3 separate regions of the Homo sapiens genome follow, and all the other regions are linked to region 1. Evidence: chromatin contacts called from ENCODE Hi-C or POLR2A ChIA-PET data. All regions are on one chromosome and are shown on one strand. The core of a region is the stretch at or near the end of the contact, and the rest is flanking DNA. Distances in the headings are between cores, read along the strand shown.

Evidence for each region. A loop is a pair of places that touch in the nucleus more often than their neighbours do. ChIA-PET counts read pairs that join two places held with the same protein, here RNA polymerase II (POLR2A). Pooled maps may share reads with other maps.
Region 2: a loop to region 1 is called in a pooled map, with 2.8 times the contacts of the local background. The contact joins the enhancer-like site here to the promoter of DIP2B in region 1. A Hi-C loop is called at or near these places in 2 of 168 maps with a recorded cell type or tissue (chondrocyte and mammary epithelial cell), 1 of 37 single-sample maps with no recorded cell type and 10 of 50 pooled maps.
Region 3: a map of natural killer cell shows a loop between it and region 1 (7-fold over the local background). The contact joins the promoter of TFCP2 here to the promoter of DIP2B in region 1. A Hi-C loop is called at or near these places in 1 of 168 maps with a recorded cell type or tissue (natural killer cell), 1 of 37 single-sample maps with no recorded cell type and 9 of 50 pooled maps. POLR2A ChIA-PET finds 5 or more read pairs at or near these places in 1 of 52 experiments (activated T-cell).

What each region holds. Positions count from the first base shown.
Region 1 is chr12:50,503,430-50,506,502 of GRCh38, forward strand. DIP2B (disco interacting protein 2 homolog B) reads left to right here and starts at 1,556. Exons shown (of 38, transcript NM_173602.3): 1 at 1,556-1,811. The coding sequence starts at 1,712. RefSeq lists a silencer at 1,859-1,968.
Region 2 is chr12:51,367,608-51,370,680 of GRCh38, forward strand. All of the region lies in intron 4 of GALNT6 (polypeptide N-acetylgalactosaminyltransferase 6), which reads right to left. Among named protein-coding and RNA genes, the nearest start is that of GALNT6, 22 kb to the right of the region's middle. RefSeq lists an enhancer at 1,719-1,868. Within about 2 kb of position 1,449, at least 7 of the 41 ENCODE cell types and tissues checked have a DNase peak (open chromatin) inside an H3K27ac peak, as active enhancers do.
Region 3 is chr12:51,171,529-51,174,601 of GRCh38, forward strand. TFCP2 (transcription factor CP2) reads right to left here and starts at 1,607. Exons shown (of 15, transcript NM_005653.5): 1 at 773-1,607. The coding sequence starts at 894. It overlaps LOC124902933 (a long non-coding RNA gene), which reads left to right and starts at 3,027. Exons shown (of 2, transcript XR_007063307.1): 1 at 3,027-3,073. RefSeq lists enhancers at 890-939, 1,040-1,787, 1,880-1,929.

The DNA of each region.
Region 1 (3,073 bases), core at 306-2,805:
CAACTCCTGACCTCAGGTGATCTGCCTGCCTCGGCCTCCCAAAGTGCTGGGATTACAGATGTGAGCGACCACGCCCGGCCTTGACTTTTTTTTTTTTTTTTGAAACAGTTTCACTGCGTTGCCCAGGCTGGAGCGCAGCCGCCATGTTCTCAGCTCACTGTAACCTTGGCCTCCCGGGTTCAAGCGACGTTCCTACCTCAGCTCCCCCAGGTAGCTGGGATTACAGGCATGTGCCACTACTCCCGGCTAATTTTTGTGTTTTTAGTAGAGACGGGGTTTCGCCATGTTGGCCAGGCTGGTCTCGAACTCTTGACCTCAGGTGATCCGCCCACCTTGGCCTCCCAAAGTGCTGGGATCATAGGTGTGAGCCACTGCACCTAGCCTTGGACCCTCTTCATATTAAATTAAAATTAATGTTTTTGGAACACCTATTAGGCCACAGAGTGAGGAGGATGAGTTAAAGTAAGTTCCCTCCTTGTAAGTAGTTAGAAGTATAGAAAGAAAGAAGTGGACCTGCTCTCTATTGTCTTTTTCTTTTCTTTAGACGGAGTGTTTGCTCTCTTGCCCGGGCTGGAGTGCAATGACGCGATCTCAGCTTACTGTAACCTCTGCCTCCTGGGTTCAAGTGATTCTCCTGCCTCAGCCTCTTGAGTAGCTAGGAGTACAGGCATCCGCCACCACGCCCGGCTAATTTTTGTATTTTTATTGGAGACGGGGTTTCACCATGTTGGCCAGGCTGGCCTAGTACTCTTTTTTTTTTTTTTTTGAGTCGGAGTCTCGCGCTCACGCTCAGGCTGGAGTGCAGTGGCGTGATCTTGGCTCACTGCAAGCTCCGCCTCCCGGGTTCACGCCATTCTCCTGCCTCAGCCTCCCGAGTAGCTGGGACTACAGGCGCCCGCCACCACGCCCGGCTAATTTTTTGTACTTTTAGTAGAGACGGGGTTTCACCGTGTCAGCCAGGATGGTCTCGATCTCCTGACTTCGTGATCCACCCGTCTCGGCCTCCCAAAGTGCTGGGATTACAGGCGTGAGCCACCGCGCCCGGTCGGCTAGCCTGGTACTCTTAACCTCAGGTGATCCACCAGCCTCAGCCTCCCAAAGTGCTAGGATTACAGGCGAGAGCCACCGCGCCTGTCTTTTTAAAAGCTAAAACTGAAACGGAAACAGAGCTCCTGGCAGATAGGACCAGGAGCCACAGCGAAGGAGGTGGCCTGTGATTAGGTTTTTATAAATGGGCAGGTATTAATCAGGGAAAATGGAGTAAAGGACACGATAGACATACATTGCTAAGTCTAGTATTGGAAAAAGTAAGGCCTGGGACCCCTAAAAACTTGCTCGAGAGTGAAAGGTAAATGCTATGTGTCCACACTACTGTGGTAAAGCCGACAGTCCATACCATGAGCCCATTTCGCGCAGGGAAATTCGAGTGGTGGGCTTGGGCCCGTCGTTCTGGTAGCTTCCCAGTAGAGGGCGCCGTAAGCATATGCGTCTTCAGCCTGACTGGGCTGGAGAGGCGGTGCGTCCTCCTGGCCGGGGGGCGGGGGCCGTCGCGCTCACGTGACCTTTGCTCATGGCGGCGGCGGCGGCGGCGGCGGTGCTGGTGGTGCTCGGCGGCCGGAGCCGGATCCTGTAGCCGGGTGTGGGCCCGTGTCTGTCCGTCCCTCCTTCGGCCCCCTCTCTTGTCTTCCGGAGTGTGGCTGGCGGAGCTGGGATGGCGGAACGAGGCCTGGAGCCGTCGCCGGCCGCGGTGGCGGCGCTGCCGCCTGAAGTGCGGGCGCAGCTGGCGGAGCTGGAGCTGGAGCTCTCGGAGGGTAGGAGCCGGGCCGGGGAGAGGGCGCCCGGGGCCCTGCGGATCGCGGCGACTTGGGAGACAGGTCCCCGCCGCGCGCTCTGGCGGCCGTGCGGCGAGGGGGACGAGGGTGTAGAGAACCTGGCCTGGCGCTCCACGACCGTTTTCCCTCCTCTCCCACCCCATTAAGTGGTTTCCTGTGGCTTTCATTGTTTTCCCATGGAGGGGACTAAGTAAGGGCTTGTGGAAAGGTCCTCCCGGGCCCACACTGCTTCTGCGCTTCCTGCCCCCCAAAACCCGAGACAAAGCTGCGCCCTCCCGCTTCTGCCCAGGCGTCTGGCCCAGGTGGGGTGAGGGGTAGGGCTGCGAGGAGGGTGGCTGACAGCTTTCTCCTTTCCTCTCCCCTTTTCGTGGAGGGCTCCACGCCTTGTTCCAGCCCCCCCTTCCCCCTTTCAAAAAGAGACACATGGGAAATCCGCAGCATCATTTCTTCTCTTTCCTTTAACAATGCGCGATGCCTCCCCAGTGACAGGAGTGAGACACAAGCGGGTGAGCCATTTAGGGTCCTAGGAAGATAAGAAGCAATGGCATTAACCCAGAGAGACACACGGTGCTGCTTTTAGACCACCTTTGTCATAAGAAGTTTTTTTTTTTCCTGGTGCCTGTTATTCGGGCCGAATTTTCCGCATCTGGTCACCTTTTGGAGTCTTTGATGAAGGAAGGAGAGGAGGCTACCGTTTACTTGCAAATCCTGGCTGGCATTCTTTCTTTTGACAATGGATTGGGACAGGGAGGGTTCGATTTATTTTCAGAATTAAAAAAAAAAAATGGGATAAATCAAGCCACTGTTATTAGAGAACTCCTTGTACAACAATGAGAGAAACACAGTGCTCCGTTGTGGGCATGTGATCAGGCTTCTGGGGCAGTTGTGATCAGTTCTGTGTAAAGTTCCTGTTTTTATCACTGGCTGCCCCTGAGACAAAAGCAGCATTTTCTCCAAGCTTGATACCAGTACTTTGATTGTGTCTCCAGAGTTGCATATTCTTACTGAGTTCCTTGTGGAAGGCCCTCTTCACTAGCATTTTTCAAGTGGATCAAAAACTCTTGATTGGAAAAGAAGAATGTGACCAACTCCCAGGAGCTTATTAAACATTACTTATTGTTTACTTATTAAGGCATTATGGTTCCCTCCCCTCTGAGAATCCTTTACAATGAAAAACCAAAAATAGAGTTGAATGTTATAAATCCTGTTGGGCACTGAAGGAAATAATTATTTTTAATAAC
Region 2 (3,073 bases), core at 199-2,698, 860 kb after region 1:
AATTGTGTGTCCTTTTCCTTTTGGACTGTGGGATCAGCCCAGAGCTTGGGCCTTGCTCTGAATGCAGCATTCTACAAACGGCAGGTCCTGAAATTAAGCAGCTTAGGGGGTTGCATGCAATTGATCTCCCACAAATGCACGCACACAATAACCCAGCACTGAGCTGGAGTGTGTGCCGGTGTGGGTGAGGTAGGTGTCTTCATGGTGACTTCTTTATTTAATCTTCTCTATGATAGTTAACAACTCTATGAAACAGGGAGTATTGTCCCCAGTGTTTATAGATGGGGAAAGTAAGACTCAAAGTGACTAGCCCAGGGTGGCAGAAGCACAAAGGGCAGCAGCAGGATCCTAGCCAGTCTGCATGTGAGGACTCCCCACCTTCTCCCTCCAGGGGAAGTGAGGCCATGGAATTTTTTTTTTTTTTAATTTTTTAATTCTGGAGCAGATTAAGATCAGAAGGCCAAGGACTTAATGCACCTGAGTTTCAAGGTGGTCTCTTGACCACCAGTGAGGCCACGGACTTTTTTTTTTAAATTTTTTTATTCTGGAGCAGATTAAGATGAGAAGGCCAAGGACTTAATGCACCCGAGTTTCAAGGTGGTCTCTGCTTCCTCTCGCAGTCACCCAAGGCCTTGCCATTTCCCTGTGTGTGAGATCCCGGGAGGGAAAGGGAGAGAAAGGGGTTTGTTGAAGCTGTTCTTTAGTCACTGTCCTGGAGAGTGGCGCCTAGGAGAAGGAAAGTCTCTATAATTTGGAATTTCAGCTTTTTCCTTCTTTTTTTTTCCATGTTTTTTTTTTTTTTCTTCTTTTTTTTGGAGACAGAGTCTTACTCTGTCGCCCAGGCTGGAGTGCAGTGGTGCAATCTCGACTCACCACAACCTCCACCTCCTGGGTTCAAGCAATTATCCTGCTTCAGCCTCCCAAGTAGCTGAGATTATTGGCACCTGCCACCACGCCCCGCTAATTTTTTGTATTTTTTGTGAAGATGGGGCTTCACCATGTTGGCCAGGCTGGTCTCGAATTCCTGACCTCAAGTGATCTGCCCGCCTCGGCCTCCCAAAGAGTTGGAATTACAGGCGTGAGCCACTACGCCCCGCCCACTTTTTCCTTCTTCAATCCTACTGGACAGACAGGTGAGGTGATTATGACATGGCGCTCATTTATGAATGGATTCTTCAGGCAGTCATCTGAGGAGGGGGCTGTATCTTACTTAACTCCAGGAATGAGGCCTCTTATCTCTGGGGGCCAGGACCTCAGGAATCAAAATCAGCCTCATGCAGCAGCCTCAGCCCAGCACTCACTCCACAAATGTCTGTCAATGTGCTGCCAGGTGCCAGATGCTGTTCTGGGAAGGGAGGGGCCTGGTCTGGGTCCTGCCCTTTGAGACTCATAGTGCACCTGCAGCCCCGGGTGCTGGCCCTGACAGGAAGGAGGGAGGAAGCCCAGGCTCCTCAGCATGGCTGCTGTGTTTCCCCGAGAGCTTGCCCAGCTCTGCGCACAGGAAGTTCACGGTAGTGGAGATAACCCACGGACAAAACATCATAGGAAGTGGGTTTTGTGGTGAGAGACAGTGAAGCACTGAGCTGTGAACCTCAGGGGGGGCCCCGAGCACTACAAAGCCCTTCTCCCACGCCTTCCTTCCAGTCTGGTGAGGCCAGACCCAGGGATTCTCAGCCTGAGAGGCTTCCAGCCTCTGGCCTCAAGCCCTTCTGGGGAGACAACTCCCCTAAGCAATGCCCCTCGTGATACTCCACCTGTTCCACCCCCAGACCTACTGGACAGACCCAGAACTGAGGAGACTGGAGCTGAGCATAGCTGTACCGGTGAGCCCAGCCACACACTCATGTCCCCGCCGTGACAGCCTTCCAACTTAGGTTCAACACCCCACCACCCCAACCAGCTTCACTCCTCACAACTCAAGTCCACAAGACCCCTGGGATGCCAACACAGACACCGCACTCAGTTCCATGATCTGAAGTATCATGCAGATGGCTCCCAGGGATTCCTTCCTGACCTTGCCATCTTCACTTGGATGTGGAACAAAATGGAAAATTCAACATATGCCCAAAACAGGCTCTGAATTTCCCCTGCAAATCTGCCCCCCAGTCTCCCTCACGTCAGTACACGGTGCCAGCATCCCTCCAGCTGCTCTAACCTGGAAGTCATGCTAGAATCCCCCCTGCTGTCCCCTTCCACAATCAGCACATCTGCAGGTACTGCCAGCTCTCTCTCTCATCCCCACAGTCACTGCTTTTCTGCCTTCTATACCACTCTCCTCAATCTATTCTTGACACGGCAGCTACTGTGAGAAGTAAAATTCTCTCTAAAAATCATAAATCAGATCATGTCACTACAGCGGCTTCAAATTGTATTTAAAAACAAATCCATGGTGTTTCCTTATGGAAAGGTATGATGGTTCCTTAAAAAAAACTAAAGACAGAATTACCATATGATCCAGCAATTCCACTTTTGGGCATATACCCTGAAGAGCTGAAAGCAGAGACTTGGATATTTGCACACCAATGTTCACAGCAGCATTAGTCACGATAGCCAAAGGCAGAAACAGCCTCAGTGTCCATCAGCGAATGAACGGACAAACAAAATGTGGTGTATACATACAATAGAATAGTATTCAGCCTTAAAAAGTAAATTCTGGGCCGGGTTTGGTGGCTCACGCCTGTAATCTCAGCACTTTGGGAGGCCAAGGTGGGTGGATCACCTGAGGTCAGGAGTTCGAGACCAGCCTGACCAACACGGAGAAACCCTGTCTCTACTAAAAATTCAGAATTAGCCAGCACGTGCCTGTAATCCCAACTACTCGGGAGGCCGAGGCAGGAGAATCACTTGAACCCAGGAGGTGGAGGTTGCGGTGAGCCAAGATTGCGCCAATGGGCAACAAGAACGAACTCCATCTCAAAAAAAATAAAGTAAATTCTGACAAATGTTACAACATGGATGAATCTTGAAGGCATTATGCTAAGTGAAATAAGCCAGTCACAAAAGGACAAATACTGTATGATTCCACTTATGATAATCAAATTCATAGAGACAGAAAGTAGAAGGGTGGTTGCCA
Region 3 (3,073 bases), core at 357-2,856, 670 kb after region 1:
CACCACACCCGGCTAATTTTTGTATTTTTAGTAGAGACGGGGTTTCACCACGTTGGCCACGATGGTCTCGAACTCCTGAGCTCAAGTGATCCGCCCGCCTCAGCCTCCCAAAGCGCTGGGATTACAGGCGTGAGCCACCGCACCCGGCCGAAAGGAGATTTTTCATCTGTTATCAACAACTGGCTTGATACATAAAGATCCAGAAGCATCTTAAGTTTTCTTCGTCACTTTTTCATTTCACAGCTTATGTTTTAAAAGTCAGAAATCCCAGAATTAAGTAAAGTCTTAAAGCAAGCTAGTGGTAAGATAGAGCTGTACGGACTTCTTCATCAAGGACTTCCATATCTTTCCAACAAGAAACGAACCAATATTCATCATTAAGCACCAGCTCCCAATTTCCCAACTTCCTAGATACCATTCCTATGCTATATGTAACCCTTCTTCACACAACGTCAGACTTACCCACACATACACCATCAGTCCCCAAGTCTCCCACATTGGCACAAAAGCCTCTCAACATTCATCTGGTTACTAATCAGGGACCACTTCCTTCTTCCACTGATTCTGCACAGGCTTCATATCGCCTACAATCGCTTTTTCCATTTCTTCCACAACACTAACTACTCAAAGCGACAAAAGAACAAGTCCCTTTTCCCCAATCGTAAACAGCTTTTTAAAACTCTATACACCTCCTTCCCACTCAACCCCTTTTCTTAGTGTCTATCCGCCTTTGTTATTCAGAAGGTGTAGGGTCTGGGAAAATCTCACTCACCTCATGCTATAGGCACCAGCACCCAGTTCCTGGCCGATCCCGGACAGGCTAGCATCAAAGTCCTGCACCAACCCGGATTCAATCACTTCGTCGGCCAGAGGCAGCTTCAGAGCCCAGGCCATCCTGGCTCCTTCCTTGCCCCAGGAGACACCGTGTCTTGTACAAAGGCGCGGAGGGTAATTCTACCCAACAGGAGTAACGCAAACCAAGAAAACTACAAACCAAGGTTTCCCACGCAGTGCCCACCAGCCACCCCCAAGCCCGACCAGCACTGCTCTGTGCACAACTAATCTCCCGTACCCTTGGCTGCTCGTTCTTGGCTGCCCCAGGTTCCAAAATCCCCCCTGCCCAGCTCTCAGGAACGTGAGGACCCCTTTGCTCAACTACTGCAGACTTCCCAGAGGCAGCTCTGGACTCCCGCACTCCCACTCCTCTTGAGAGTTCGTAGTGGTGGCTTGCTGCTTCCCAGTCAGACCAGCAGCAGCCGCAGGAAGCCAGCCCGGCGCTCCCACGCTGCTTTTGCACCTTTTCCCCCGCCCCTTTCTGCTGGAGGCCCCCTCCCTCCCAGGTCTCGCTCTCTCTTTCCCCTCCAGGCCTCGCTTCCGGTCAGTCCCACGATCACTTCCGGTCACCCCTTCTCAACCCCACGGCTTAGAACCAAATCCAGGTTTCCGCTGAGCCGACTTCTCGCCCTCTGTAGCCCCCCACGGCCTGGAAACATGGAAGGAGAAAGTCCAGCACAGGCGTAAAACCTAGACTCGCCAGGCCCTTCCACCGTCCGCCGCCCCAGCGCCAACCAATCATGGCGTCCTCTTTCCTCGCCTGCCCGGCGAACATGACGTCACGCTGTCGTTCGCCTATAAAGAAGAGACCGCGTCAGTCTCGGCAGCGATGATAGGCGGGCTGCGCCACGGCTCTGCCCCCGAGATGGGCTGGGCGATCACGGGGAGGACCCGGCGTGCAAGTGTCCGGGTTTAAACGTGTATCCGTGTAGTTACCAGAGTTCTGGTATTCGCTACCCATCAAGTCGTCACCCTGAGCCATGGAAGGAGCCCTTCTTCTAGCCTTATGAACCCACTCCACCCCTGGCGGACTCTTGACGGCTTCCCAAACGCTCCTTACGTGTGTGCGCTTGCTCCTGCCCATACTCCTGTCTCCTTAAACTCACCTCTCCGGAGGTCAAGACCCTGCATAAGTCCCACTTCCCTGTATATTCATTTTATCTTCGGCATCCTCTCTAATGCATTTGAACAGAAAAGCATGAGATCAGTAAAAATGTGGTTTTTAGGCCGGGCGCGGTGGCTCACGCCTGTAATCCCAGCACTTTGGGAGGCCGAGGCGGGCGGATCACCTGAGGTCGGGAGTTCAAGACCAGCCTGACCAACATGGAGAAACCCCGTCTCTACTAAAAATACAAAAATTAGCTAGGTGTGGTGGCGCGGGCCTGTAATCCCAGCTACTCGGGAGGCTGAGGCAGGAGAATCTCTTGAACCCAGGAGGCGGAGGTTGCAGTGAGCCGAGATCGCGCCATTGCACTCCAGCCTGGGCAACAAAAGTGAAACTCCGTCTCAAAAAAAAAAAAAAAAAAAAAAAAAAAAAAAAAAAAAACAGTGGTTTTTAAAAGGTTGTTGTGCTGGTATGGGGTGTTGGAATTTAAAAGATCTGAAAATCAGAGTTTAGGCTGGCGTCTTCATTTGCTACTTTGGTGTCTTCAGAACAATTGCTTAATGTCACAGATTTAGCTTCCTCGTTTGTAAACGGGAGTGGGAGTAACTTTATCTGCTCCACCTTCCTCCTTTGAGGATTGAGTAATAATGGCCATTGTTTATTAAGTATCAACTACTGCTAGGAACTTTATTACACTATGAGTAGTCCTCAAAGCGATCTTGGAATTAGAATTATAAAGCTAAATTTAATGACTCTTATTTTATCAGTAAGAAACCAAGGCTAAGCCCTTAAATTGGCCGGAGCTAAATTGACATGCCAGCTTCAGAGCTGATTCCAAAGCCTGGCATTTTTCGTTACAAGACATTGCCTTTATGTGAAAGTCTTGGTTCATTGTTGTATTCCGTTGCTGAATTTTTTAAAATCTGCCTTGACTTATACTTTTGTATATATCTGCCTCTCTCACTAGATTGATCTAAAGAATAAGGAATAGGTCTTTTTCAGGCTTGCGTTCTAAATATCTCCTACTATAGTTCCTGCTTTCAACAGGACTTTTAAACATGTTTATTGAATTTAAAAAGGAATGAAAAAGGAATAAGAGAACCAAGAAAAAGAGAGAAGTTGACATGAAGATGG